2 separate regions of the Homo sapiens genome follow, and region 1 is linked to region 2. Evidence: read pairs that join two places in POLR2A ChIA-PET (ENCODE). Cell type or tissue: GM12878. All regions are shown on one strand. Links, peaks and the distances in the headings refer to the core of each region. The heading gives the core; the rest is flanking DNA.

Region 1 (15,178 bases), core at 6,761-11,760, 390 kb after region 2:
TTTCCCTTCCAACTTCATTTCACTTATTTTCTTGCTCTTTTTAAGAAAAAGGGGGAAAATCATATTGTATTCATTTGCATTTCTTCCCACAATGGGGGAAAATACCAATGGCCAGGAGCTTGTGAGTGCATTTTTGTCTTGTTGCCATCCTTTTCTTCCATGAGAGACTGTGGCTGGAAGTTGGCCATGGTTTATGTAGTCCACCAACCAAAGCAAAACATAATACCTTTTACCAACTTTCAAGCTCTTCTGGATGCAGGAAGGGTTTGTAAGCTATGAAAAGTTGAGTGAGCACTCTCAGCTGCTTTTGGGAAACACAAAGATCATCTGGATGGTCATTTAGGACCACAGTCACTCTGCCCCTGGCCTGGAGGGAAGCTGGATGGGAGGGAGCCCTGAGTTTCATTGCTGGAAAGAGATGGAAACTGAGAGGAGACCTAACAAAGACTCCTGCTCATCAGGTGGATAGCAGCCTTCTTCATTATGCCAAGCTGAGAAGCTGTCTGGTCTTGGCTTCTTCATTTATACTAGCTCCTGGCTACCTTCCTCTTCTTTTGTCTTTCTCATCCACCAGACCTCTTACTGTTTGTGAACTGAAGCTTTTTAATTTTGTAACTCAGAGCCCTCCAACCCAGAGCCATTTCCACCAGTGCACACTGGCACTTTACACCCACTCAGTGGAATGGAGAACTTGGCATCTACCCTGCTGTTTGATAAAAATGATCAGGTTGGTTCACGGTGATTACTCACAGATGCTTGATTCACGGTGATATGAACAATTTTTAATTTCAAACTAAGCTGTCTGAAAACCAAATTAAAGACTTTTCGTTTCTTTTTTAATGCTTACCATTAATATTTTTAAAGGAGAAAATGAAAAAAAAAAGTTTTAACATCTCCAACAGTGTGTTCCATGAGTTTCCTGGTGGGAGGTGATAAAGGCATTTTTTTAACTGACTAAAAATGGTTAGCCACAACACCATGAAAATATCTCAGAATGTTTTAAAATGAAAAAATTCTGTGACATGGAAATAGCAATTTAGAGGGGGCCCAGGGGTTGATGGAAGCTTTGAATGGCTGATTTGATTCTTCTCTAAACCTCATGATTTCCACACCAATTTCCATCTACTTCAAAAAAGCAAGCCTCCTGAGATACAGAGCTGGGGGGCGGGGGGAAATAGGGGGACCATTTGTTATTTTGGACACAGATGATTCCAACTGAGGGAGGACATTAAAATGTTTCAAGAAACACAGCCTTTGAAATACAGCAAGAGGTTCACATCTATAACAGACTCTTCCGTAATGTCAACCCCCTCCACCCAGTGCAGAACCCTTTTGTGACTCTGCAAGCTTCAGAGCTCACTCCCTAGGCACCTTTGAAGCAGTGGAATTTAGCTAGAGCCTGTACCGATGCTTAACAACTCTTGCGCCACACACAGATCTAAGCATAAAATTATGGTAGACAACATCATTCTCAAAACTTCTGCCACGTTAAACTTTTCTGTTGAAAAGTGGGCAGAAGTCCGCTCCTTGGCTGTGTATTTCCAGAGGGAGGAGAAATGAACACCCTTAAGAGGAGGATTTCAGTTGATCTGACTGGAAAACAAACAAAAAACTTTAACCAAATTTACGTGTCCAAAATAGAGGCATGATGAAGGCAATTTAGGATGATTTGCCTTTACTTCAAACAATACTGAATGAAAATGTGACTCCCATCATTCTGGTTGTTAATTTTTTATTGTCATGCAGATTTTCCACGACAATTTTTCTGCTACCCTCACCTGCCTCCTCCATGTTATTCTGGCAGTTCTAGGCTTTTGATGCCCATGAACAAGGCTACTCAAGGGCTATCCCTCGAACATCTTTCTAGATAATTAGTTATTCTGGGGATTCCTTATTTTTTATGGATTCAAGCTCCCTCTTAGGGAGAGCTGCTTGGGGTTTGTATCCTTGTTTTAGAGGAGATCGAGGGTTTATAGGGGTGAGAGAGGGAGTAGGGGAGGAAAAGATGTAACAGGATGCTGCTGTTCATTTCATACAGGTTTAATGTTTGTCCCACCCTGGGTGAATGAAAAAGATCAATGGGTGGGGATATGTAAACATACAACTTAGCAGTGCCATATTATGCTGGGGTTATTTGAATTTAACTGAAACAATGTGTAAGGAGCCAGAACATATCAGAGACCAGGTCAAACCATAGTTAGTTCTCTTCCTTTATCTTCTGGCTCTGTTAGCTTGGGAGAGAAATCTAGTTCCAAATGAACAGAATGGTCTACAAGAGACCTGCTGGAAATATATGTGTCTGCTAAGGGAATTGAGATGGATTTTTAACTCAAATATAGTTCTCTGCTTCAGGCAGTCTTCAAAAGGTATAGGAAACTACCAGCTCTGTTTCACTAGCCCTTCGGTTTACTTGATCTTTCTCATTGGTTTTGAACAAAATACGCTCATCTTTGCATGAGCTCTTATTGTGCCTTTCTGAGATAATTAATGAAAGGGGGTTGTTTTTGGTCTTTTGGGTTGTATTTTCACCCCAACCTCAATCAGTCTCTGACGTTATCCAAATAAACATCTTGTTATATCATGTTCCAGGTATCAGGGCTTTTACCATGTGGGCTTTGAATCAGCTTGACTTGACCCTGGTGGTTTGCCTTCAAATCCAACAGTGGGGCTGAGTGTTTTGCACTGTGGCACAATAACCATTATGCCACGTTCTTAGGCTACTGACACTTTGCTGTTGGTAACTCCATGCAGTCTCCAAATAGCAAATCTCCTAAATCATTCAACTCCTCATAAAAGAGACAAAAGCTACAGATACTGTCATTCCCACTTTTCAGGAGAGTGAGGTATATATATACACACACATATATATATGTATGTGTGTATATATATGTGTGTGTATATATGTATTACATATATACATATATATTACATAGATAGATTGATTGATTCATGCGTGCATAGGGTCCCAGCTACTTGGGAGGCTGAGGCGGTAGAATCGCTTGAGGCTGGAATGTCAAGGATGTTGGGAGCCATGATCATGCCACTGCACTCCAGCGTGGGTGACAGAATGAGACCCTGTCTCAAAAAGAAAACAATAAAAAAAAGAAATTCTGAGGATAGACCACATTAGCATACATTTCGTTGGTTTGTTTCTATTCTTCTTTAGTATTTTACTGAGATGATTCTTTAATGATGTCTGGATGTCCAGATTCTTGTCTTTTATTTTGCCACTAATCTGCTGTGAGACTCTTGAATTTCTGGGATCACTCAACTTGTCTCTGTGCTTCTATTTTCTCATCAGCCAAATAAAGGGACTGAACAAGATGTTCTCTGGAAGCCTTGCCTGAGCACATCCTTCAAGGTTCTCTGACATCCAGTTTTCAGACTATGATCTTTGTATAAGAGGAGGAGGGGGATGTGGATAAGATGATGACAGTATTTTTTTTTTCCCAAAACTTTGATTAAACGAAATTGGCTGAGTAGGAAACTTATATCTATCTACTCTTGTCTCCATATATAATGGCATAAGTTGCTAACTATATGCAAGGAAGCATTCTTGGGAAAATGTGAAAAATGTAAATGTGGTAAGAACTCTTTTATAATGTGTACATATGATCTCTATAAAGTTGGTGATCTCTGTTCTCTTGCAGTCAGAAATCATATAGAAAAAGAAATCAATGAGAAGCTAGGAGGGCTGTATTAGTGCCCTTGAAGGGTAAAATGGCAAAATGAAAGTTGTCTTATAACAGGAATGTCATTATCTGATTCAGTGTGACGAGTTGGTGCCTGGACTCAGATTAGTGTCATTGTAGAGCTCTGATTTTATGACAGTTTGTTAAATGCTGGTGCAGTGGTGAACTCAATTTGTGCTAATTGGTCTTCATGCTGAAAAGAAGTTTATTACCCTTTTAAAAAGTTAGCAGTCAAAACCAATAACCAGATTAAATGCCATCTTCCCAGTTCTTGGTTTTCTACAAGAATGGAAATGGGTATGGATATACCATTGCTGTGGAATAGAATGGCTGCCATTTTGCTATTTAAGGCCAGTAAAATAAATGCTGGTCTTGTTCACCTTGGTCTCCATGCAGAAAATGGCCTGACACAGCTCATCACCCAGGGGCTACTGTGCCAAGACAGTCTGATACATCTATTCTCCACCTCTCCCAAGTGGTCTTTTAAATAACTACATGGGATCATATGGATTCTCTGCTTCAAATCCTTCAGTGGGTTCCCTTTGGGTTTGTAAGCAAATCCAACCTCCATGAGATGGCTGGAATAGCCCTGTGTCTGTTCACTGTTGTGTCCCTGGTGCTGGGAACAGCATGAGGCATGGAGTAGGTGCCCAGTGAATGCTTGTTGAATGAATAAAGATCCTGCAAGGTCTTGTCCCTGTTCTTTCCTACCTCTTCACTCTGCTCCAGCCACACTGACCTTCTTCCAGTTAGAGAAACAGACCACGCTCCTGTTCTGCTGAAGAGCTTCATCATGCCGCTAATTTCCTTCTTCTTGTCTAGTTAACTTCTGCTTTCTTTCAGATGACTCATAATTCCCTCAACAGTTTTCCATGATGCTCTGATCTTACTTGGTCCCTTTTATTATGCATTCTTACAGTACCAAATTCTTCTCTTTCAGATAATTATCCAATTCTGATTGACACAATTATTTTGTGAATATTAGTTTATAGTTTCTTCCATTACGCTAGGCTATTAAGTTCCATAAGGGCAGAGATTGTGTCTGCTTCATTTAAAACTATATGCTCAAGACATGCAATCAACCTAAATGTTCATCAGTGGAAGACTGGATAAATGAAACCTGGTACATATACACCATCGAATTCTATGCAGCCATGAAAAAGAACAAGAACATGTCCTTTGCACAAACATGGATGGAGCTGGAGGCCATTATTCTTAGCAAACTAATGCAGGAACAGAAAACCAAAGACAGCATGTTCTCACTCACAAGTGGGAGCTAAATGATGAGAACACATGGACACAGACACTGGGGCCTGCCTGAAGTGGGAGGAGGGAGAGGATCAGAAAAAGTAACTAATGGGTACTAGGCTTAGTACCTGGGTGATGAAATAATCTGTACCACAAACCCCTGTGACAAGAGTTTACCTATATAAAAAACCTGCACATTTACCCCTGAACCTAAAAGTTAAAAAAAAAAAAGTGTATGGATGTTTCATAATCAGTGCAGTATAGACATGTAATAAGCACCCAATAAGTATTTATTTTAAAAATATTTTAGAGGGCTGGGTGTGGTCACTCACGCCTGTAATCCCAGCACTTTGGGAGGCAGAGGTGGGTTGATCACGAGGTCAGGAGTTCGAGGCCAGGTTGGCCAACATGGTGAAACCCTGTCTCTATTAAAAATATCAAAAATGAGCTGGGCATGGTGGCACGCCCCTGTAATCCCAGCTACTGGGGAGGCTGAGGCAGGAGAATCGCTTGAACCCAGGAAGTGGAGGTTGCAGTGAGCCAAGATCATGCCATTGCACTCCAACCTGGGCAACAGAGCAAGACTCTGTTTCGAAAACTGTGTGTGTGTGTGTGTGTGTGTGTGTGTGTGTGTGTGTGTGTGTATTATATATATATTTCAGAGAAACATTGCCATATTAAAAACTTAATTCTAAATATTTCATATATATACACATTGATGATTATCACAATGATGATTGTCACACTGATGCTTTTTTAAAAAGGGTATACAGTAAAAATAAGTCTTCATTTTCTATCCCCAGATGCAACCTCTGTTACATTGCTTAGATCTCATTCTTGGGATAATCTGTGAATATATAAGCATATATTTCACATATGTTCAACAAATAGTCTTTTGATGAATTAATTCATGAATCACTCTTATTACAAACCCATTGTGACAGTTTTTCATGGGGGCAATTAGATGAGAGCTTCTCATTCTGTTCATAAAACTGTGTTGAGTAAGCCTTACCTAGGCAACAACAACAAAAAACCCATAATTTAGCCAGCTCAGGAAAAATAAAACACAAAAACAAACCTTTTCATATTGAATCTTTTTGTCTTTGTTTATAGCTCTGGATCAGAAAATCAACAATGATTATAGAATGTCACCCAACTCCTACAAAGAAAGGAGAATTCTTTAATGAGGTAACCAAAAAGATTTTCTTTCCACAGAAGAGATAATTCTGTTCTTAGACTTTATTTTAGCAACAGAAGCTACCTGGTGAAATAGGAACCTTTCAGGTTTGGTTTTGTTTTGTTTTCCCGAGACAGAGTCTCCCTCTGTTGCCCAGGTTGGAGTGCAATGGCACAATCTCGGCTCACTGCACCCTGCGCCTCTGGGGCTCAAGCGATTCTCCTGCCTCAGCCTCCCAAGCATTTGAGATTACAAGTGCCTGCCACCATGCCTGGCTGATTTTTGTATTTTTCGTAGATACATGGTTTTGCCATGTTGGCCAGGCTGATCACCAACACCTGACCTCAGGTGATCTGCCCGCCTTGGCCTTGCAAAGTCCTGGGATTACAGGAATGAGACACGGTGCCTGGCCCCATTTGGGTTCTTAAATGGGGAGCCGGAAACACAAGGCTGGGGTAGAGAATGTCCCCAAGGCACTCCGGGGGATTCACTGCCCAGGCTGATTTGCCTCATCCAAGGCAGTTGGTCACACATAGTTCTGCGCCTGCCAACAACGGAATGCAGAGCCAGACAGCCCTGGTTTGCTCTGGCTTCCCTGTTCTGAGTACAGTGGCAACCACTGCAGGCAACGTTTCATGTTGCAGCGTCTGCTCTGAGCTTCGTTCTGGGCGCCTGTGTTTGTTTACTAAGTGCACTATATCCAAGTACCACCAATGTCGTGGTGGCTTAAACTAGCAGAAATGTGTTCTCTTACATTTCTGGAGGTGAGAAGTCCAAAAATCAAGGTGTCAGGAAGACCACGATCCCTCTGAAGTCTCACGGGAAGGACCCTTCCATGCCCCTTTCAGCTTCTCCTGTTTCTGGCTGTCCTAGGCTCTCTTGGCTTATTACTGTATCCCTCCAATCTCTGCCTGTTTCATCAAGTGGTCTCTTCCCTGCATGTCCCTGTGTTGGCACACAGCCTTCTCATAAGGACACTGTCATTGGATTTAGAGCTCACCCTAATCCAGAATAACCTCATTTGAACATGGCTGACTGTATCTGCAAAGACTATTTCTAAATAAGGTCACATTCTGAGAGTTCCGGTGGACATGAATCTTTGAGACACACTCTTCAACCCAGAACAGTGTCCAAGGCAGGCAAGTGTGACCAACTCTCTGCGGGGTCTTCCCAGCCAGCAGGGACACCAGTATCTTTTACACACCTGAGGTTTAAATAACTACTTTCTCATACCATTTTTTTTTTTTTTTTTTTTTTTTTTTTTTTAGCTAGGGTCTTGCTCTGTTACCCAGGCTGGAGGGCAGTGGCATGATCATAGCTTGCTGCAGCTTAGAACTACTGGGGTCAAGAAATCCTCCAGCCCCAGCCTACCTAGTGATGTAGTTAACATCACTAACTACATCTGCAAGGACTATTTCTAAATATTTCATATTAGTGTCTTTGTAGAGCTCTGATTTTATGACAGTTTATGAAACATCGGTGCAATGGTGAACTCAATTTGTGCTAATTGCTCTTCATGGTGAAGAGCAATGTTAGAGAATACAAGCCACCACGTTGGTGGTATTTGAATATAGTGTGCCTAGGAAACAAGTAGCTAGGACTATAGGTGCTTGCCATCATGCCTGGCTAATTTTTAGGATGTTTATTTTAGACCTGGCATGGTGGCGGCTCACGCCTGTAATCCCAGTACCTTGGGGGGGGCCAAGGTGCATGGTTCACCTGAGGTCAGAGGTTCAAGACCAGCCTGGCCAACATGGCCAAACCCCGTCTCTACTAAAGATACAAAAAAATTAGCTGGGTGTGGTGGCGCATGCCTGTAATCCCAACTGCTTGGGAGGCTGAGGCAAGAGAATCATTTGAACCTGGGAGGCAGAGGTTGTAGTGAGCAGAGATCGCCCCACTGCACCCCAGCCTTCGTGACAGACCAAGACTGTGTCTCAAAAAAAAAAAAAAAAAAAAAAAAAAAGAATTTTTTTGTAGAGACAGTGTCTCCCTATGTTACCAAGACTGGTCTCAAACTCCTGGCCTCAAGAGATCCTCCCACCTTGGCCTCCAAAGTGCTGGAATTACAGGCATGAGCCATTGTGCCTGGCCTCATGTCTTTATGGCCTTTCATTCAAATCCTTCCAGTTACTGATCCTAACCGGCAACAGCAAAGCTCCACGTCACACTGGAGCTGCTAAATGGTTTGATGATCTGCATCTCAGACCCAGCCTTCCTTAATGAAAATACTGGTTTCACAGCTGCATTGTGCACGGCGAGTTAAAAAGTGGCTCTTTGTTAAAATCCTGATTGCACAATGACAAATACAGCAGCCCACACAAACAGTGAGATTGTCCACCTGGTGTGGCAGGGCTATTTTGGGTGGCGCTCTGGGGGAGTTATGAATGGACTGTGCTTCTTTCCCTGCTTTCAGCTATTAGTGAGTGGAAGCGCTTTCTTCCTAGGGCAGGAAGGAGTCAGTTTTGCTGACAACATCTGTACACTGGAAATGGCAGCATCAGAATGTGCTGGGCAGTAGATGTATACAGAAGACTGTGTCTCCAGAGACAGATAAAGTTGGTCCTTTGAATGCAGACACTGGGAGGCTTCCTGGGGTGGACGTTGGGGGACAGCACAATTCTTGACCCCAGGGAGCTGTGTGTATGTCAGCTATGTAACTGAAGTCTTGTTGATTCTAAGGAGGGTCTGACACAAACCATAAGTAACTGGAGATGAGCAATTCTAATTACAAGTCTTTTCTGATAATGCTATATTTGTATCCAACCCTGATTGCTTAATTCACTCCCAATTCCTGGGTCTGAAAACATAGAGATATTGGCTGACTCCTATATCCCATCACAGGACATGGTCTCTCCATTTATAGAGGGAGTATAAATGCTTAGGGAAAAATGTCAGTAGGGCATTAGAAATTTCCAGTGGAAACGGAACATGCATGCAATAATGTTTGAATGTCCAAGGTTTCAGGTACTCACTAGCTGTGAGACCAGGATGGATGAGATGCGGTCTCTCCTCTCTGGTTTTCCTTTTCCTTTTCCTTTTTCTTTACCTTTTTCCTTTCTTTTCCTTTCCTTTCTCCTTTCCTTTTTCCTTTCCTTGATAGAGTCTCACCATGTCACCCAGGCTGGAGTGCGGTGGCAAGTTCACAGCTCACTGCAATTCTCATCTCCAGGCTCAGGTGATTCTCCCACCTCAGCTTCCCGAGTAGCTGGGACCACAGGCCTGTGCCACCACATCTGGCTAAAAAATTTTTTTTGTAGGGACAGCGTTTCATTATGTTGCACGCTGGTCTCTAACTCCTGAGTTCAAGCGATCCTCCCACCGTGGTCTCCCAAAGTGCTAGGATTACAGATGTGAGCCACCTCACCCAGCCCTCAGTCTCTGATTGAATGACTAAAAAACAAAGTCTCCAGGTGGTCTGATGATGCTAGCCCAAACCTGCCTCAAAACGAAACCCAAAGCCACTCTCTATCTATTTCAGGAAGCGCTGCTCTTTGGGTGGGTCATATGAGGGAATCCCCTTTGGAGTAAAATAGTTCACTGATAGGACAGTGTTGGAAGTGAATTTCTGGATGAGACGGGGAAAGGGCAAAGTTATTCTCAGAAGTGAGGCTTATCCGCTTTGGTCAATCCATCACTGAACCATCAGAGAGATGCTGTCGCCTGACCAAGCATGAGGAACAGAGACAGCAGAAACCAAAGGTTTCTGTCATTTATAGAAATGGGGTAAAGCTGTCATCATGCAGTAACTTGAATGTGTTAATAAAATGAACACTTAAGGAGCTCAAAAGCAGAAACTTCCTTCATCGGAAGGAAAATTGCTGCCTTTTGGATAGGCCAAGGGAGTCTTGATTGACAGCAGAGTGTGATGTGGGATTAAGGAAAGGACATTAGCTCTACAGTCAAATGCATGTTCTTTTCCATCCTTCCTCTGCCACTTGCCAGCTGTGGGCTCTTGCGGGAAGTTCCTTAATTTCTCTGAGGTCAAATTTCCCACAAGATGAGGATATCCATTGAGTGAGAATGAAAGGAAACAAAGTGCCTGATACATGAACAGGCTGCAATCAATGAGTGCTATTATTAGTAAAAGAAAATAGATTAAGAGGGAAATTTAACAGTGGCCAATCACCAAATTCTATTGTGTACAAAATAAGCATATGGTAAGAAAGAGGTAATACACAAAATGTTTATGCAGTCTTAACAGAAACATGATGTTAGAGCCCAGGAGTCTCCCAAAGCTGTTGTTGATGGGAAGATCAATTATAAAAATAAGGACACACCATATATGGTAGGATCACATGATACTATAAATGGAGAGATACACACAGGAATGATTAATGTCTAATTTTAGGTCACAAAATGTCCAGAGAACAGAGACTTTTCACTTTACTTGCCAATTCTGCTGCTTCTAAACATCTGAATTGACTCACATTGACAAGGCCAGTTTGGATTTTGGCTTTGACATGAACCCTTCTTCTGGGTTCATACAGGTAAATTGGGGTGCCAGCCCTTTCTGGTTTTGTTACTGAAGAAATTGATGGTTGTTTGAGGAAGGCTAAATGGTCAAGTATGAAACAATTGTGTAATTATAAGGAAAACCAAACATCCAGGTAAAGGTTTGAACTCTTAACAGGGTTGCATAAATTCTCACCTGTAATAATATCCATACATTTTTTTTCCCTTAGGAGAATTCAGCTTTGATAAAGTAGCCCAGAATGATGAGGTATAAAAGGGATGTCTAGGACTTTTTCCCTTCCCTCTACCTTAATATTAGCTTTATATCATCCAAATCACAAGTATCCAATTTGTAGTCTATTCAATTAAATAATTATTGAGCCCCTATTGTATACAAGGCACCATTCTGGGTGCTGGGGATGTAACAGTTGATAGAATAATCAGCAGAAGTTTCTCTGCAAAGGGCCAGATAGTAGAAACCTTTTGCTTTGTGAGCCATAAGGTCTCTGTGTCAGCCAGTCAGCTCTGTTGTGGTCACATAAAAATAGCCACAGACTGGCTGGGCATGGTGGCTCATGCCTGTAATCCCCGCACTTTGGGAGGCTGAGGCAGATGGATCAGTTGAGGCCAGGAGTTCGAGACAAGCCTGGCTAACATGACAAAACCCTGTCTCTATTAAAAATATAAAAATTAGGCTGGGCGCAGTGGCTCAAGCCTGTAATCCTAGCACTTTGGGAGGCAGAGGTGGGCGGATCACGAGGTCAGGAGATGGAGACCATCCTGGCTAACATGGTGAAACCCCGTCTCTACTAAAAATACAAAAAATTAGCTAGGCATGGTGGCGGGTGCCTGTAGTCCTAGCTACTCGGGAGGCTGAGGCAGGAGAATGGCGTGAACCCGGGAGGCGGAGCTTGCAGTGAGCCAAACTGCACTCCAGCCTGGGAGACAGAGCAAGACTCCGTCTCAAAAAAAAAAAAAAAAAAAAAAAAAAAAAATTAGTTCGGTCTGATGGTGCACACCTGTAATCCCAGCTAGTTGGAAGGCTGAGGCATGAGAACCACTTGAATCCTGGAGGTGGAGGTTGCAGTGAGCTGAGATTGTGTCACTGCATTCTAGCCTGAGCAAGAGAGGGAGACTCCCTTTCCAAAATTAAAAAAGAAAAAAAGGAAAGAAAAAAGCAGCCACAGACCTTAAGTGAATGAGAATGGCTGTGTTCCCACAACTTTATTTACAAAAACAGGCGTGGGCCAGGTTTGGCTTCTGGGTGCCTCTGAGCTGTAGCTGGCTGACCCTTTTCCTGGAGGAACCTCTACTTCGCTGGGGGTGGAAGGCAGGTGACGGACAAAATAAATTGCAAATTTAAAGCAGGGTAATCAGGGGAGGCTCTGTTGAGAAAGTGACTGTTTAACCAGGATTTGAAGTAGATGAAGGAGTTACAGGTATACATTTGGCAGAACATTCTAGAAAAGGATCACCTGCACAAAAGTCTTGAAGGGGGAAGAACCTGGAGGAGTAGGGGGACCCTAGACCCTGGTAACCTAGGCTTTCACTCTGAGTGAAAGACACAAGGGGACTTCACTGGAAGACAGTGGGCAGAAGAGCGTCCTGATGTGATGTCAGCACATAAAAATTTGCTCTGTTGCATGGAGATCTCAGTGCAAGAGCAAAAGCAGGAGCCCCACCAGAGGATACCAGAGTGGAGCAGGCAAGAAGGCAGGGTGACCTGGGCCAGTGTGGAAGAAGATGGTGCAAAGTCTTCAGTTCATGTTATGTTTTGCAGGTAGAGACTAGAGGATTTTCTAACATAGTACTTGTGGGATATTATGACTACGAAGCTTTATTAGAAACTGAACTATTAGTGACTTAACTTTGCAATCTGAGGCAACAAACAAGTGTTGTGTGCAGAGTCTGTAGAAGGAGGTAAAAGTACAGGATAAAAAACATGGACGGGGCAACTTGTGTTTTCAGTGAATATGGACACAATGATTGGGACAACCCAGTTCTCTGCAGTCACAGGATTTTCTCTTCTACATTTAAGTTTATCAAAGTGAAGATTCACTTCTGCAGAGTGGTGTACAAGTCACTTCTATTCCAAAGGGTGAACCTGATGTGACTGGGGGCCTGTCGCTTTGTCCCACAGAGTATTTCCTAACGTGGCTTCCACAGATTATAAGGGCGGTACAAAGCTTAGAGAAGTGGTTCTGTGGCCAAATGGCCCATCCACTTTTTCTACTTGCTCCTACCTTAATTGAAAAAAAAAAAAAAAAGGCTCCTAATAAACATTATATCACCTCCAGCAAATAAAGAGAAACACTTCTCTCCTAGATCTGAGAACCATTATACAGTTTATTCTCAAATAACCTGCCTTACCTATCCCACAAGGCTCTTGCACAAACCATGTGATTATGTGTATGAAAGTATTTTGCATAACATCTCTAAGCTACCTAGCCACGTGGGCAAGGACAGTGTTTTACATAAAGGGGAGAAACCCTGTGGAAGAAGTTTCGAATGAGGAATAAAAAAATATGCACGGCTTCCCATGTGGGCTCTTAGCACTTGGAAGACCAGACTGCAAGGCATCAAAGGCGGGGTGGGGGGGCCAGCTAATTTCATCATTGGGCTAAAAAGGTTAGGTTATCTTTGTGAAAAGGCCACCTTTCAGCCGGGCGCAGTGGCTCATGCCTGTAATTTCAGCACTTTTGGAGGACGAGGCGGGCAGATGGATCACCTGAGGCCAGGAGTTCGAGACCAGCCTGGCCAACATGGTGAAACCCCGTCTCTACTAAAAATACAAAAATTAATTGGGCGTGGTGGCGGGTGCCGGAATCCCAGCTACTCGGGAGGCTGAGACAGGAGAATCGCTTGAACCCGGGAGGCGGAGGTGGCAGTAGGCTGAGATCACGCTATTGCATTTCAGCCTAGGTGACAGAGAGAGACTCCGTCTCAAAAAAAAAAAAGGCCACCTTTCAAACTTTGGATATTTTGTTTGCTGATCCAGATATCAAGTAACTAAAAACTGTAGGAAAAGACGTGAAATCCATTTTGGTAACAAAAAGAGAAAAAACCCTCCTGACATTTTATATTATGCCTTGAGCTTAAATATATATTTCCTGGATTGCATAATATACCATGACATACCAATTTGATTTTGAAAAATACATGCATTTAATATTTTCTGATTACAAAAGTATATGTGTTCATTAGAAAAAATTTAAGTACAGAATGAATAAGTAAAATTCTAGAAAGTCTTAGTTCACAATACAGAGATAATTTAACTGCCTTAAAATAATTGTGTTCACCTCTATTTAATTTTTATGCACACGTATTACAAACAAGCTTCCTTTTGACACAGCTGGGACCATCCTTATATAGTTAGTTTTAAAAATCTTGCTTTTTCTGTTTAATCAGATGTTATGATTCTCTCCCTTTGCCCTTATTGTTGAACAATTTTTTTTTCTTGGGAACGGAATCTTGCTCTGTCGCCCAGGCTGGAGTGCGGTGGCTTAATCTCAGCTCAGTGCAACCTCTGCCTCCCGGGTTCAATCAATTCTCCTGCCTCAGCCTCCTGAGCAGCTGGGACTACAGGCGCATGCTGCGACGCCCGGCTAATTTTTTGTATTTTAGTAGAGACGGGGTTTCACCGTGTTGCCCAGGCTGGTCTCAAACTCCTGAGCTCAGGCAATCTTCCCACCTTGGCCTCCCAAAGTGTTAGGATTACAGGCATGAGCCACTGTGCCTGGCCGTTGTTCAACAATTTTTAATGTCATAAAAGCCTCATGCAGACACACCGTAATTCATTGAACCCCTTTTCCACTGACAGGGATCAGGCTTTTCTCTGTTTTTCTTGTGTATGCAATGCTATAAGGACAATTCCTAAACATTGCAGTTTGTGGGGATCTCGGATAATTTCCTCAGGATACATTCCTAGAAATAAAAATTCTGGGCCCCAGTACACAATCTTAAGGTTTTGCCACCTATCGTCAAACTGCTACGGCCTTTCTGGAGCGAAATTTATATTCCCAGTAGCCATGTGAAAGAATGTTTATTTCATGTTACTCCTCTTGCACTTAATACTGCCTTAAAAAATATTTGCACATTTCTCTTTGTTACACATGGCTTCTTTTTGCTTTGATCTGTATACTTTTTAAAAATATTACCAGTGAGTCTTCGATGATTGCTTCATGTTTCTGGGAGGTATTTCGTTCCTGTGCGTTTCTGGAGTTTTCATCTTTTGAAAAAAATGACTCATAAGAGCCCTTCATATTGTTAGATTTTTACTAATGCTTTCTTGCTGGTTTAATTTTAGGTTAAGTCTTTCCTATCCACAACAGCAAAGGCCTTGTTCTCCCTCGTGCAATCTCAAAAGCTCAAAAGTCAATTAAAAAAATTCAGGCAGAGGCATACATGGCACCTATAAAAATGATATCAACTCTATCCCTAAACAGGGGATGGGACCTGGGGAAGCCACTTCCCACATTTAAATGTTCTATCAGGAATTTGTCTAGAAGCCAGAAGTTTAGACCTTGCTCTGTGGCCTCTCTGATTGAAATGCGAAGTCTGTTTCCTAAGTAACTCAGAACTTGTTGTTTGATTTTGATTTTTGACT
Region 2 (15,178 bases), core at 5,152-10,151:
CCCTGCCAGTTGAGAGCAAATGGCTTCTGGAGGACTTTATGGAAAGGTATAGGAAAAAAAGGCATTTTTCAGATCAATATCTGTGTACCACATACCAGGGAATGCATTCATTTGTTCAAGCAATGAAAGCACGTCTGCTTCAGCGGCTGCAATTGGAGTCATAACTTGTTCAAGCTTAGAATAATCCACTATCATTCTCCAAGTTCCATCTGTCTTCTGCACAGGCCAAATGGGAGAGTTGAATGGGGATGTGGTGGGAGTCACCAACCCTGCACCTTTCAAGTTTTTGATGGTGGCACTAATCTCTTGATTTGCATTGGACCTAACACCTCTAGGCCAGCAGAGCATAAAGTTGTGGGAACAGAAAGTAAAAAATTTGCTAGAAGGTCACTAGGAATAACAGTGAGTGGTGTCACTCCTATTTCCACCTTTTGATTCCTGGACCCATGAAACCCGGCTATCAGAAAAAAACATACCATATATAGGATGCCAATTCAGAATATCCTTCTGGACAATCTTACCCAAGCCCTGCAAGGTACTGCCATGTAGCTAGCACTGTAATTGAATCATGGGCCACCAAAGAATCATGTGATCTGAATTGTATGTTATCTGACCCAACAAGTCATAAATTTGGCCACGTACATCAGTACTCCTTCATCAAATGGAAGTGGTATGTAAGTAATAAGGCCTGAGCAGGTCTTGAAGGCACAAGTAAGTTGCATGAAGAAGTAGCTCAAATGCCTATGGTCCCCACTCTTGCTACCCTGCCTTCTCTCTCCCAGCCTGCACCTATGGCTGCATGAGGAGTTTCCTGCCAGTAGACAAAAGAAGAGAAGACCAGAACCTGCTTTACAGATGGTTCTACACTCCCTCCAGGAATGCTATAACGTTTTTGATTTACTATTTTCCTGAGGAGGCAGTTCCAGTGGCTTTTACTTGGCCTTCACCACAATAATAGCCCTCAATCCAAAGGTCATGGAAACAATGTAAGGATTGCGGAATATGTCTATCCCAAGTATACATTCTGGAATTGGTGAAATAACCACAGGATGGGTTGGAGACCCTCTAGCTCTACTGTGGGGCAGACCTGAGCTTACAATCCATTCATTACCTGACCTCTATAAGCCCCAATTCTGACTGGAGGGTCAAATGATGATTTGGATCTCCTGGAACTAGTCAGTTTGTAGCCAGTGCCTAGTAGTCCTGAAAATGTCTCATTATTTTCTTTGCCTAAATGCAGTCCCTGGCAAAAATAGGTAAATTTGGGGAAAAGTGGGAAAAAGATGAATAGTATGTACATTTATCAGTAGTATATCAGAGACTTTCCTCAAGGGCACCTTTCCTTCTCTTCATTCAAGTGATTCTGTGTCTGTAAACTGGCTCAAGTCTGAGAATTCATTAAGGGGCTATGACTCTCTGTTTTTATGATTCAAGTTATACTTTTGCCCACCTGACCTAGAACTTTTCTGCTTATACAGATTATGTAAGAATTTAGTAGGCTTGGTATCTGTTGTGGTTAATACTGATTGTCAACTTGATTGCACTGAAGGATGCAAAATATTGCTCCTGGGTGTGTCTGTGAGGGTGTTGCCGAAGGAGATTAACATTTGAGTCAGTGGACTGGGAGAGGCAGACTCACCCTCAGTTTGGGTGGGTACCATCTAATTAGCTGCCAGCATGGCCAGAATAAAAACAGGCAGAAGAATGAGGAAAGACTAGACTGGTTCAGTCTTCTGGCCTCTATCTTTCTCCTGTGCTGGATGCTTCCTGCCCTCAAACATTGGACCCCAGGTTCTTCAGGTTTGGGACTCAGACTGGCTTTCTTGATCCTCAGCTTGCAGATGGCCTACTGTGAGACCTCACCTTGTGATTGTGTGAGTCAGTACTCCTTAATAAACTCATATATATATATATATATATATATATACACACACACACACACACACACACACACACACACATACATCTATCCTATTAGCTCTGTCCCTCTAGAGAACCCTGACTAATACAATATCTATTTCATTTCTAGGAACACTGTGATTAACTGCTCAACACCATAGGTCTGACCAAGTCAGACTATTCTGATTACTACTTTCGCCCTGCTGTCCATTATTAATGACACTGACCTTGCTCCTGGCAGTTCAGTGCTACTATTTATTCTCTGGCATCCCAAGGTCCAATCACTTTCATTGCATTTAAGTTTTCTAATTGAGTAGCTGAGGTTGAGACAGGCAGGTTGGTTGATTCCCTATTTTAAGATGGTCTGGAGGAAAAGGATAAAAGCCCCTCACTGAAACTCTAGCTTATCTCTCAGACAGTCACTAACAAGAGACCCAAGAGACTATTAACCACAAGCTTCTATTTCAGAGGGCTAGGGATTTCCCCAGAGCTCTGCATGCACAGCTAGACTTAAACTCCAACCTAAAGTTACCTCTTCATCATTTTAATGCCTCCTCATTTTCATGCCCAGGGTAGCGATTTAAAATGCTAATGTTACATACAATGTATGAAGAAGCATGTTGACCACCATGCAAGTGTTAGAAAAGCTCCTCCTGTACATGTACCTGCTGATGTAAGCTTTCCCTATGGAAAGACCTTATAAAACTAACTCACATACTGTCCTTGGGGAACAGTTCACTTGTTTTTCCTTTCTCAGGGCTAGCTCCCTTGTGCACAAGGTGGAATAAACTTAAACTTAATGTTTGCTGCTTGTGTTCAGTGATCTCTTTTGATTTCTATCCTGGGAGAGTGCAAGAACCTGGGGTTACCACTGAAATGTCTGACCTACAGAGAACAGCAATCATGGAACTCTTCAAGGATACTAGGGCTCCCCTCACAAATTTATTTCTGAAAGTATTGGTAAATGGTATGCCTTCTAGACCCTGCCCATGTGGGTGGTAAGTAGGTCTTCAATGATAAATCCAATTTAACATTCCGGTGTCTCTAAGCCTTTGAATCTCTTCCTCCATATTAAATCAAGGGAGATCCAACGTTTTTAATTCGCTCATACTGGGCCATCTTTTGATCCATGTTTCAGCAATAAACCAAACAAACTGAAAGAGCCCTTTCTAACTCCCTGAACTGGAACATTAAATGCAGAATCTCTTCTTAGTGAGTCCATATCAATAAATTCAGCCCAATTCAACTTTATGTTCCTTCCACCATTACCCTATACCCTTAATATCTATTCTATGTATGTCCCCCAGATTTTTGCTTGTGTGAATTAGAAAATTCAAGTAGTTAAGCTGAGCGCGGTGGCTCACGCCTGTAATCCCAACACTGTGGGAGGCTGAGAAGGGTGGATCACGAGGTTCAGGAGTTCAAAACCAGCCTGGCTGACATGGAGAAACCCCATCTGTACTCAAAATACAAAAATTAGCCAGATGTGGTAGTGTGCACCTGTAAACCCAGTTTCTCAGGAAGCTGAGGCAGGAGAATGGCTTGAACCTGGGAGGTGGAGGTTGGTGAGCTGAGATTGCACCACTGCACCCCAGCCCGCGCAACAAAGCGAGACTCCATCTCAAAAAAAAAAAAAAGATAAAGAAAATTCAAGAATTCAAGTAGTTCTTTTGGCATGTAGTACATCTCCGCATAAGTCATATTTTGTACCTTATCTTTAGGGGTCTGCTGAGACTTGAGTCTTGTTACAAGTCTAGAAGAAAAGAGCGGTAGCAGGGTGGATACTGAGGATAATCAGCATTATCTTACGTGGCAGCTGCCTCAGGGGAGGCCATTACCCTTTTCCTCAGTATTAGTACTCTCAGATGGTGGCGGAAAAGCTGATACCACTGTGGTAGCGGGGACCCAATTCCACCTGGGGTAGGGCAGCCACTTCCATTGGTGTGGGGAGACTGCTTTCAATGTCAAAGAAGATTCATCATAATTCAGGGGCTTAGTGTCCCCAGCTGCGTCAGGGTATTTCCACAGGCCCCCATCCCAACTTACATTTTTTCCCCAATAAGTTGCCCTCACTTTAACAGCAGTCACCCTGTAGAGCTGGGACTTCATCTCGCATTAAAATTCAGCCAATTGCAGGACGAAGTTCTTAATTTTCAGCAATTTCCACCCTGTGGCTACAAGTGATAATGCCCTCCTTCAGAGGACACTTAGAAACTCTTAGGTCATTTATGGGTCTCTTTCTCTCACTCTCTCTTTTTTTTTTTTTTTTTTTTGACACAGACTCTTGCTGTGTCACCTAGGCTGGAGTGCTATGGTGCAATTTCGGCTCACTAAAACCTCCACCTCCCAGGTTCAAGCAATTCTTATGCCTCAGGCTTCCGAGTGACTGGGGCTACAGGCATGTACCATCAAACCCGATTAATTTTTGTATTTTTAGTAGAGACGGGGTTTTGCCACGTTGCCCAGGTTCATTTATGAGTCTCTTGAGCTGGGAATTCAAATCCTTGAGTTCATTCATTTATTTCAACACTTTTTCCAATAACATTAGAAACAACCATCTGACATCATTATGTTCCTTAGTATTCAAAAAATGTCCAAAAGTATCAATCATATACAGAGTCACCAAACTCCTTGCTTCTTGTAAGTAGTTAATTATGAGTATCCAGTGCAGATAATATGCATGTCTCTATAAACAGATGATGGCTTAGACGATCAGTGCTCTCTTTACCACTGGAAATAGCATCACTATTGCCTTTAAATCTAATCAGATGTGAAAGCCAATTCCAGAAACCCTAGATCTAATTAAGAAAGTCATTATTAAAATTTGATTGCTCTATAAACACTCTCAGTACCAAAATCTGTATTAGTTAGGTTTCTCCAAAGAAACAGAACCTATGTAGAGATCTATAGATAGGTATCTATGTGCACACACACACACACACACATATATATATATACACAGACATACAGTCACCAACTTATGATGGTTTCACTTACGATTTTTCAACTTACTGATGGTATAAAAGTGGTATATTTTAATAAAATATTCAATATATTACATGAGATATTTAACAGATTGTTATAAAATAGGCTTTGTGTTAGATGCTTTGCCCAACTATAGGCTAATATAAATGTTCTGAGAATGTTTAAGGTAGGCTATGATGGTAGGTAGGTTAGGTGTATTAAATGCATTTTCACATTTCCACAATAAACATGACTTACGGGGCTATAACCCTTAAGTAGAGGAGAATCCAGGGGTATGGGTTTATTATGGTAATTGGCTCAGATGATTATGGAAGCCAACAGGTCCCACACTCTGCAATCTGCAACCTTGGAGAACCAGGAAGGCTGGTAGTGTTACTCAGTTTGAGTCTGAAGGCCTTAAACTGGGGCAGGGCTGATAGTGTTAAGTCCATGTCTGAGTCAGAAGGCCTGAGAACGAGGTGCTCCAATCTCCCAGGGCAGGAGAAGACGAATGACCCAATTTAAACAGAATGATTCACCCTTCCTCCACCGTTTGTTCTATTTGGGCTCTCAATGGACTGGACGATGTCCACACATATTGGTGAAGTTGTTCTTCTTTACTCAGTCTACTGATTCTAATGCTAATCTCTTCCAGAAAAGCTCTCACAAACATACCCATACATAATGTTTTACCAGCTATCTGGGCATCTTTTAGCCCAGTCAAGCTGACAAATAGAATTAGCCATTCCTTAGGTAGATGTAGATGTAGGTGTTTGTGTATTCTCATAATTTGCATATAGCATTTTTCACTTGCTTCAAGTAATAGCCTTTCTTCAGTAAAGCAAAAATAAAATTCTAATCCCCAAAACAGACTGAATGGATCCCACTCTCAGCCAAGGGAATTCCACAATAAACATGAAAAACTAGTTTAGGCTATGATGGGAAGGGGGCTGGGTATTGGACATGCCTCATTATACTCTCCTCTCTTTGGAATTCCATCACAGCTACCCAGCATTAACACTGAAACAGAGATCTTATGAGTGACAAAACAAGCTCTTTGTAGTAATAAGATACCAAATTCTAATCTGACTCCAGTATAGTATCACATCAAAGATAGCAGATACTGAAAAAAAATCAAAGTATTTTACCCCAAAATATATGTCTCTGACATATTTTGAAGTGGTCCTGCAAAGCTGTCTCTTGTGGGGAAAATCTACTTTCTGTAGAGAACACCCTTCCCTTTCCAGGTCTTTTCCGGATCCAAGAGAGATTTAACTAAGAGTCTGGCACCTTTACCATGTAATCTCTCTAAAGCCTGCTACTTAGGGTTTCATCTGCATAACAACCATGGTTTCCACAACCCCTTATCTTAACTTAGACATTCCTTTCTGTTGATTCCAGGTCTTTAGATAATAACCTAATCCTTTCAACCACATCAGAAAATCTTGGTAACTACCTATGACCTGGAACCCTCCGCTTCGAGTTGCCCTGCCTTTCCATACTGAACAAATGTGTACCTTACAAGTAGTGATTGATGCTGGCCTGTAACTTCTGTTTCCCAAAAATGTATAAAATCAAGCTGTAGGCAGGGCACAGTGGCTCAGGCCTGTAATCCCAGCACTTTGGGAAGCCAGGGTGGCCAGATTACTTAAGGTCAAGAGTTCGAGACAAGACTGGCCAACATGGTGAAATCCTGTCTCTACTAAAAATACAAAAATAGCCAGGTGTGGTGGTGCATGCCTGTAATCCCATTTACTTGGGAGGCTGAGGCAGGAGAACCACTTGAACCTGGGAGGCAGAGGTTGCAGTGAGCCAAGATTGCACCACTGCACTCCAGCCTGGGCAACAAGAGTAAAACTCCATCTCAAAAAAAAAAATAAAAATTAATCTGTAAACCAACCACTTTGGGGACATGTTCTCAAGACCTCCTGGGGCTGCGTCACTGGCTACCCATATTTGCCTCAGAATAAACCTCTCTAAATATTTTACAGGTTTTGACTCTTTTCATCAACATTTCTCTATCGTATCATAGTCTGTTTTCTTCTTAGAGGGAGCTAGTCTTCTTTGTTTCTTATTGTACATTTTAAGGAAAAAGATAGGAGAATTAATACGGCTCAACAGAAGTCACATTTAAATCTACACATATGTTCCAAGAGGAAAAAACATTCTGGAAATAAAACTGGAATCATCTTTCAGCATAAGGCACAATTCTTTCTATTGCTTTGGTTTCTTCTTCAGCAAGATGGAACGTTAGGTATCCTCTTATCTTCTGAACCTCCCAAACCCTGTCCCTCATCAAAACTTACCCGTCCTTTGACCCATCTCTAAGACTCCAACCGACCTAGTAATATAATAACCATAAGATATTAATAGCTGGTGATGATTTCATATTTTATTCTATTCAAACTTTATTTTCCATCTGAATAAGACATATCAATGTCTTAACTAGTGAATTGAGTAATATCACTGTTTGGGTAACTGGGAAAGATATTTGGGCACAAAGGCCAATAATTCCCTTTCAGTCACTCCCACATACTCTTAATATCTATTTTATCAATGTCAGTGACCTTCTCAAATAACCATCTTTTGGTCTCCTTGATTTTTCTGTGTCATCTTTCTCTTTTATATTAATACTTACATTGTTCTTTAAATACAGGTGGACTCTTCTACCTACATTTAAGTGAGACCTTGCATTTGAAATTCAATATTTGCTTAAATTACTCTGTTCTTCAATCCTGTTTCAGTCTAGAGTTCATACTCGCACCAAGAAATACCTACCAGGCCACCATCTGATATGAAACACAAATAGAAATATGACTGTGATTGTATGGATAAAACTGCATCTAAGCAAACAAGTTTTCCAGGCTTGAAGTGCCTTTTAGTCTACTTTACTCACCTTTAGCTCTAACCTTATCTCACCTTTCAGACAGCCAACAGGAATTCAAATTACAGCAAGGTCTTTTTGGGGTCAAGTTGTCCATCATTTCAAATTTAACTGCAGGTCTCTTTCCCTTAAAGGTGAAGGAACAAAAAACGTCAATTTCAGGCTGTTGCTCACCAGCTTTTTGAAAACAAACATTAATTACATAACTATTATGTGTCAAGCACTATCTAATAATATCCATTATTTCCTCCAGTGTTCACAACTTTGGTGGGGAAAGATTGAGTCATCAGGACCAACTTTCAATTGTCTAGGCACTTTGTGATGTCTGAGTAAGTTAAAAGAAAAAGACCAGTGTGCCTGGAAATAACTTAGGAGGTTTTATTTTCTTTGAATAGCTGAAGAACCACATAGGAAGTTGTCAATGCAGATTTTAATAACTTACATAGACCACAAAAACCCCTTCCTGTAGCACAGCATTACTCAGACCTTTTTTCCACTTTTAGTCCCTTGTGTAGACAACATCATAACCACCCATAGCATTTGACAGGAGCTGGAGGGATTACCCTGGAAGAGACAGGCCAAATCACCTGTCACTGCTCTATTTGTCTGCTACTGAAAAGCTGCTGAGTCCTCTCCTTGTGATGTCTTAACATCTTGTGACACTCGGCTTTACAAGACATTTTGCATTTGTCTTGTTTCCCAAAGCCATCCTCACTTGGGACAAATATCCAGAAACACAAGGTCCTACTTATCAAATACATGAAAGGTGAAGAGTATTTTAAGACTGGGGGCCAAAGGCCCTTGGCCGCCTAAAGGTTTGCTAAAAATCAGTGGCATAGGCAGATTGATTAACAGGAGAAAAGGCATACAAATGTTCTCAACATGTATACATGGGAGCCTTCATAATGAAGAACCAATTTCCCAATGAGTTCCAGAAATTTATATACCATTTAGAGGTTACAGAAAGAATGAGGACTTAGATTCTGGTAAAATAGGTTATGGGAAGGGGAGAAGAGGCTTGATTAGCAAAGGTGGCATTGTTACGTAGATGAAACCTCCAACAGAGACAATGGATGGTAAACGTTTCTTTTTAAACTTTTAAAGGCATCAGACTCTCAATCTCTCCTGGATATGGAGAAAGGCTCAGAAAGGTGAGGGGGCATGGCTGCATTAATGGAGACTCTCTACAGATGCAAATTTTCTCCACTTAAGAGTGCTTTGTAAGGCCAGTTCTGTCAGGTGGCTAAGAGAAAGCCATTTCAAAGTATATCAAAGAAATATATTTTGGGGTAAAATATTTTAATTTCCTCCAAGACTATATAAAAGTAGAAGTTACTAAAAGGTTTTTATTGAATGGATAAAGAAACACAGTGGAATATATCATCATTCAAACTGGAAAGGAAGAAATATGAAATGTGCCTAAACCTGGAAAAGCAAAGATTCTAAACCTCCCTTGGTTAAATAAGGAGCATAGAAAACACCCTCAGTTCTGATGCAGGTCTTTAACATCTACCTCAACTGCTTACACTATGACTATAAATGCTTATTATAATGATAAAAGTCCACACAACTTACTTCTAAATAGCAAGTGGAATTTTGACCTAAAGATTGAATGCTCCATTTCTAGATAAGGGCTCTCACTCAGGGGTCACTTCCTTTCAGACTGAGTTTCTTTCTAGGAACAGAGTCAGACCATAAAATATTTAAAGAGGTTTATTCCAAGTTAAATATGACAGACCAAGGCCCGAGACACAGGCTCAAGAGGTAGATCCTGAGAACATGCACCCAAGGTGGTTGGGTTACAACTTGGTTTTGTCAGATACACTAAGTTCCTCTTCAAAGGTTTAATTTTTGACCTCTTTGTTCTTTGTTCTTGAGATCAACTTCCTAGTCCCTTCTCCTAAGCTACCTGCTCCATAAACAACTTCTCCCGACAGTCCCAATCTGTAACTCATATCTCTTCCTTATTTGGAAGAAGTCCTCTTTGCTCCTGGCTACCCATTCTGTAAACTGCCTCTCCTGCCGAAACAGCTCTTCCTGCCAAAACTACCCTTCTGGCTTTGCTGTGCCCTGACATGCCCAAACATGCCTTGTACCATAACGGACAGCCTCTCCCTTCCCGCCTAATTAGCCATATTCAATTTTAATGGTAGCCAATTGTGTCACTTTGGATTGTGCAGTACAGCTCCAGCCAATGGGGACACAGAAGCAGGGAATAACTGCACTGGGGATAAAAACCCCTTCCCTCCTTTGTTCAGTGTCATCTCGCAGTGGCCAGAAGTGCAAGCAGCAGCCTTCCGAAGAAGTAAATTTGCCTTGTTGAGAAATCCTTTGAGTGCTTGTTTCCCGTGTGACTCCAAGCTCTTGTTTCTAACAGTTTCTTTATGTTTTGGGGAGACATAAGACATCAATCATGTTGGCCAGGCTGGTCTTGAACTCCTGGTCTCAAACAATCTGCCCGCCTGGGCCTCCCAAAATGCTGGGATTATTGGCGTGAGCCACCAAGTCCAGCCATGCATACTTTTTTTAATAAATGAACACTTTTCCTCTATTCTAAGTGCAAACATTAGAATTGTTGCCTGAAATTTTGTTGCCTTCTCTAGTAAGCACCACTGTATTCTTGACATGGTTTCATTTAAAATTCTCATTTGGCGTAATAAAAAAGAAATTTGACCAGAGGATTTTGAGCTTTTCTTGTACTTCTGTAACATTTTTGAAAAATGATTTGTTCTTCAGCTTAAGCCATAAGTTTTAAATGGGTGAGAGCATTTCCATCCATTTTTATTTATATTGCACTCTTTTACTGGACAGGATTAAAATGACAACCTCTGGCTCTTTTTTCTCTTTTGGAGATTTTTGAACTGTTCTGTTTGAATGAAACAGTTAAAGTCTAGTGGCCTTTCTATTTTGTCTAGGGCCTGCTCAGAGTTGATAAACATTTCCAGATCTGAGCAGGAGAGGTAAGTTTTATCTATTCAGTGTTGCAGTCAAAAAAGTTTATAAATAGCAGGTTCTTTATTGTTGGAATTCATGAAAATGCCACAGAGTGAACCCCAAAATTGGGGCTCAGCCTGGGAGACCATAGGGGTTCTTGGGTTCCAGTAGGAAAGAACTCAAGAACGAGCTGACAGAGTAAAGTGAAAGCAAGCTTATTAAAAAGGAAAGGAAAGGCTGGGCACAGTGGCTCATGCCTGTAATCCCAGCACTTTGAGAGGCTGAGGCAGGTGGGTCACCTGAGGTCAGGAGTTCGAGACCAGCCTGGCCAACATGATGAGACCCCATCTCTACTAAAAAAAAAAATATATATATATATATATATTATATGTATATAAAAATTAGCTGGGCATGGTTGTGGGCACCTGTAGTCCCAGCTACTCAGGAGGCTGAGGGAGGAGAATCACTTGAACCCAGGAGGCAGAGGTTGTGAGGGAAGAGAGAGACCCTCTCATTTTGTTTTATATTGTTTTATACTCAGTACCTGTTTTAAGAAAAAAGAAATAACAAGGAAGTGAAATCAAAGACAGGCAGCCCGGCAGCAGGCCCAAAACCGGACCTGGGCCTGCCTGGCCTAAACCTAGTAGTTAAAAATCAACTCATGACTTAGAAACCAATGTTATTCATAGATTCCAGACATTGTATAGAAGAACATCGTGAAACTCCCTGCCCTGTTCTCTTTCTCTCTGACCACTGGGCATGCAGCCCCTGTCACGTACCCCTTGCTTGCTCAAATTAATCACGACCCTTTCATGTGAAATCTTCAGTGTTGTGAGCCCTTAAAAGGACAGAAGTTGTGCATTCGGGGAGCTCGGATTTTAAGGCAGTAGCTTGTGGATGCTCCCAGCGGAATAAAGCCCTTCCTTCTACAACTTGGTGTCTGAGAGGTTTTGTCTGTGGCTCGTCCTGCTACAGTTGCAGTGAGCCAAGATCATGCCATTGCACTCCAGCCTGGGCGACAAGAGTGAAACTTCATCTTAAAGAAATATATATATATATATAAAATTAGCCAGGCATGGTGCTGGGCACCTGCAATCCCAGCTACTCAGGAGGCTGAGGTGGGCAGGAGAATTCCTTGAACCTGGGAGGCAGAGGTTGTAGTGAGCTGTGATCATGCCATTGCACTCCATCCTGGGCAACAAGAGCGAAACTCCATCTTAAAACAAACAAACAAACAAACAAAACAGAACAAAAAGTAAAGGAATAAAAGGGTGGCTACCCCACAGGCAAAGTAGCAGTGTGGCTGCTTGGCTGACCATACTTATGGTTATTTCTTGATTATGTGCTAAGCAAGGGATGGATCATTCAGGAGTTTTCTGGGAAAGGGGCAGGGAATTCCGGGAACTGAGGGTCCCTTTCTCTTTCAGACCATATAGGGTAACTTATGAATGTTGCCATGGCATTTGTAAACTGTCATGGCACTGGTATGAGTTTCCTTTAGTATACTAATGTATTATAATTAGCGTATAATGAAGAGCGAGGGTAACCAGATGGTACTTTTGTCACCATCTTGGTTTTGGCAGGTTTTGGCTGGCTTTTTTTTTTTTTTTTCTATTTAATCAGCGGGGTCTTTGTGACCTGTGTCCTGAGAAACAACTCCTGCTGAATTCCTATTTCAAACATATTATTTCTGTTCAATTATAAAAAAATAATTTTTCAACTGGAGAATGCTGTTTATAGTTTGTATTGTTAAAACAATATATAAGCACAATGTTGGGAATTGACATTTCCAACATTGTGTTATATATTTGATGATATCATCAAAGATCCACATGCAACTGACTGTTTTCTTAGGCTCTAGAAGACAGAAATCTGGGATATTTCATTGAACTATATTGTTTTATCAAATTTTGATACACTTGATTAAAACAATGTATGTTTACACATTATTGAGGGGTTAATAGGATTATAGTTCTTGCCAGGCTTCTGTCTTGACTGGGTAGGTAAACAAGACTGTGGTTTTTCTATGTCTCCAATAACAAGAGTTTATTGAATATTTACTAAAAGATATTACAGGAGAATATTATGAATCTCCCAGGGTCCCAGAGTGTCATATGCACTTTTACATCCCCAGCTCCTGGCACAGGGCCTGACACAAAGTAGTACTTAGTGCTTTTCTTTTAAATTGCTTTGGACTAATTGAAGAAACAAAGAAGGCTTCTTCTCTCACAGTGTTTACAATCTTACTGTATGTAAATATGTACAAAACAAAGAGCTTGAGAACAATTAAAAGAAAAAGGAGGCTGGGCATGGTGGCTCATGCCTGTAGTCCCAGCACTTTGGGAGGCTGAGGTGGGCAGATCATGAGGTCAAGAGATCGAGACCATCCTGGCCAACATGGTTAAACTCCATCTCTAAAAATACAAAAATTAGCTGGGCGTGGTGGCATATGCCTGTAGTCCCAGCTATGCGGGAGGCTGAGGCAGGAGAATCACTTGAACCTGGGAGGCGGAGGTTGCAGTGAGCTGAGATCACACCATTGCACTCCAGACTGGTGACAGAGTGAGACTCCATCTCAAAAAAAAAAAAAAAAAAAAAAAGAAGAAGGAAAAGGATATTATAAGTGAAGGAGATGGAAAATTCAAAGTATGAAAGAAGAGGTTGAGAAAATCTTTTGAGGAAACTACAAATACATTGCATGATTTCCTCACAAGGGTAGGGCCAAGTTGGTGAATGAGAGAATGTTGAGAAGAAAACCAGGATCTGATGGTGGCACCTGACAATGACTAAGAGGCTCAGACTAGTAACACAGAACATAAACCTTCCTTCAGCTTTTTCTTCTATGTAACACAAAGTAGCTGACATCAACTATCCTTCTGTGCATCAAGGTAAGTCTTACTACTAAAACTAAAACTCTAGAAATACATCTCTAAGTGGTGTGTGAACAGAAGTAGACTGGAGGGTCAAGACTATACCAAACATTAAAAAACTTTCAAGAAACCAAATATGTTATTGCTTTTCAGTAAATAAATGTATTTGAATTACCAACAATGAACATAATGAAGGGAGGAGGTAGCATTTACTATTCACCTGTAAAGAAGCCTTTTAAAAACCAAGAGTTTGTAGCTTATTACCTCTTAAAGTGGATGTGTTGTTTTGCTTTTGCAAATAACGGCATAGTAACCAAATATTCGGGTTATCAAATACCAGTGGCATTGAGTATTTCTTAAGAAAGTTGAGTAAATAAAGGGAGACAAGAAGGCTAGACATTAAATACCTTGTTATACTGAGGATTTCCAAAAGAACAGAAATAAAAGTGTTAGCATCATAAACAATATACATAAAGCAATCTATATACCCAGAAAATATGCAAGATAACTCTGTGAGACATCCCTTATAATTACTTGCAATTACTTCACTTGTTAAAAAGAAAGGTATTTATTTAGATAAGGAAATTCATACAAATAGTACAAAATTTTAAAGGTCCTGTCTCCCTAAACTTCCAGTAGACTAGTACCACCATCTCCTTCCCCAGTTCTTGTAAATATTTTCAGAAATACTCTATGCATACTGAAACACATTTATGTGTGTATACATATACATATATATACACACAAATACATATGCATTATACATATGCTTTTAATGTTTTGAGTTTTTTTAAAGTTATGAAATATTATAAATATTCAGAAATTACGTAATATACTAGATAGCCTACGCTGACCCAGATTTTTAAAAGCTTAATATTTTTATATTTATTTCAAATATAAGTTTTTTAAGAAATAAAATGCTGGAGATACAGTTGAGTCCACCAAGAATCCTATTTTCTTTCCCTTCCTTGAGGTTAACATTATCTTGAAATTGATGTATATACATACCATCCAAGTTCTTACATTTTTTGTTTTTAAAATGTTTGTGGGTACATAGTAGGTGTATATATTTATGAGGTGCATGAGATATTTGATACAGGCATGCAGTAAGTAATAATCACATCATGGGAAATGGGGTGTCCAGTCCCTCAAGCATTTATACTTTGTGTTACAAACAATCCAATTATATTCTTTTAGTAATTTTAAAATGTACAATTAAATTATTATTGATGATAGTCACCCCTGTTGTGCTATCAAATACTAGGTCTTATTGATTCTTTCTAACTATATATTTTTTGATACCCAGTACCCATCTCCACCTTCCCTTGACCACCTACTATCCTTCCAAACCTCTGGTAACTATCCTTCTACTCTCTATCTCCATGAGTTCATTTTTTTTTTTTTTTGACACCCACAAGTAAGTGAGAACATGAGAAGTTTGTCTTTCTGTGCCTCGCTTATTTCACTTAACATAATGACCTTCAGTTCCATCCATGTTGTTGCAGATGACAGGATCTCATTCTTTTTTAAGGCTGTGTAGTATCCCATTGTGTATATGTACCATTTTCTTTATGCAATCATCTGTTTGATGGACATTTAGGTTGCTTCCAAATCTTGGTTATTGTGA

The links. Peaks named below come from ENCODE experiments on the same cell type or tissue, not always from the same donor. Only the 100,000 strongest peaks of a DNase experiment are listed, where the experiment ranks them.
Region 1: POLR2A ChIA-PET joins it to region 2 with 8 read pairs; 2 of 35 experiments call an interaction of 5 or more read pairs at or near these places.

The regions. Positions count from the first base shown.
Region 1 is chr10:16,576,898-16,592,075 of GRCh38, forward strand. It overlaps RSU1 (Ras suppressor protein 1), which reads right to left. Exons shown (of 9, transcript NM_012425.4): 9 at 13,714-15,178. Among named protein-coding and RNA genes, the nearest start is that of C1QL3, 63 kb to the left of the region's middle. RefSeq lists an enhancer at 9,559-9,798. In GM12878, for the core only: no CTCF peak of the experiment used is centred there; DNase peaks (open chromatin) are centred at 8,414 and 9,654; H3K4me3 peaks cover 1,261 bases; H3K27ac peaks cover 2,699 bases.
Region 2 is chr10:16,187,219-16,202,396 of GRCh38, forward strand. No RefSeq gene overlaps it. Among named protein-coding and RNA genes, the nearest start is that of LINC02654, 83 kb to the right of the region's middle. RefSeq lists enhancers at 8,248-8,809, 8,810-9,369. In GM12878, for the core only: no CTCF peak of the experiment used is centred there; a DNase peak (open chromatin) is centred at 8,183.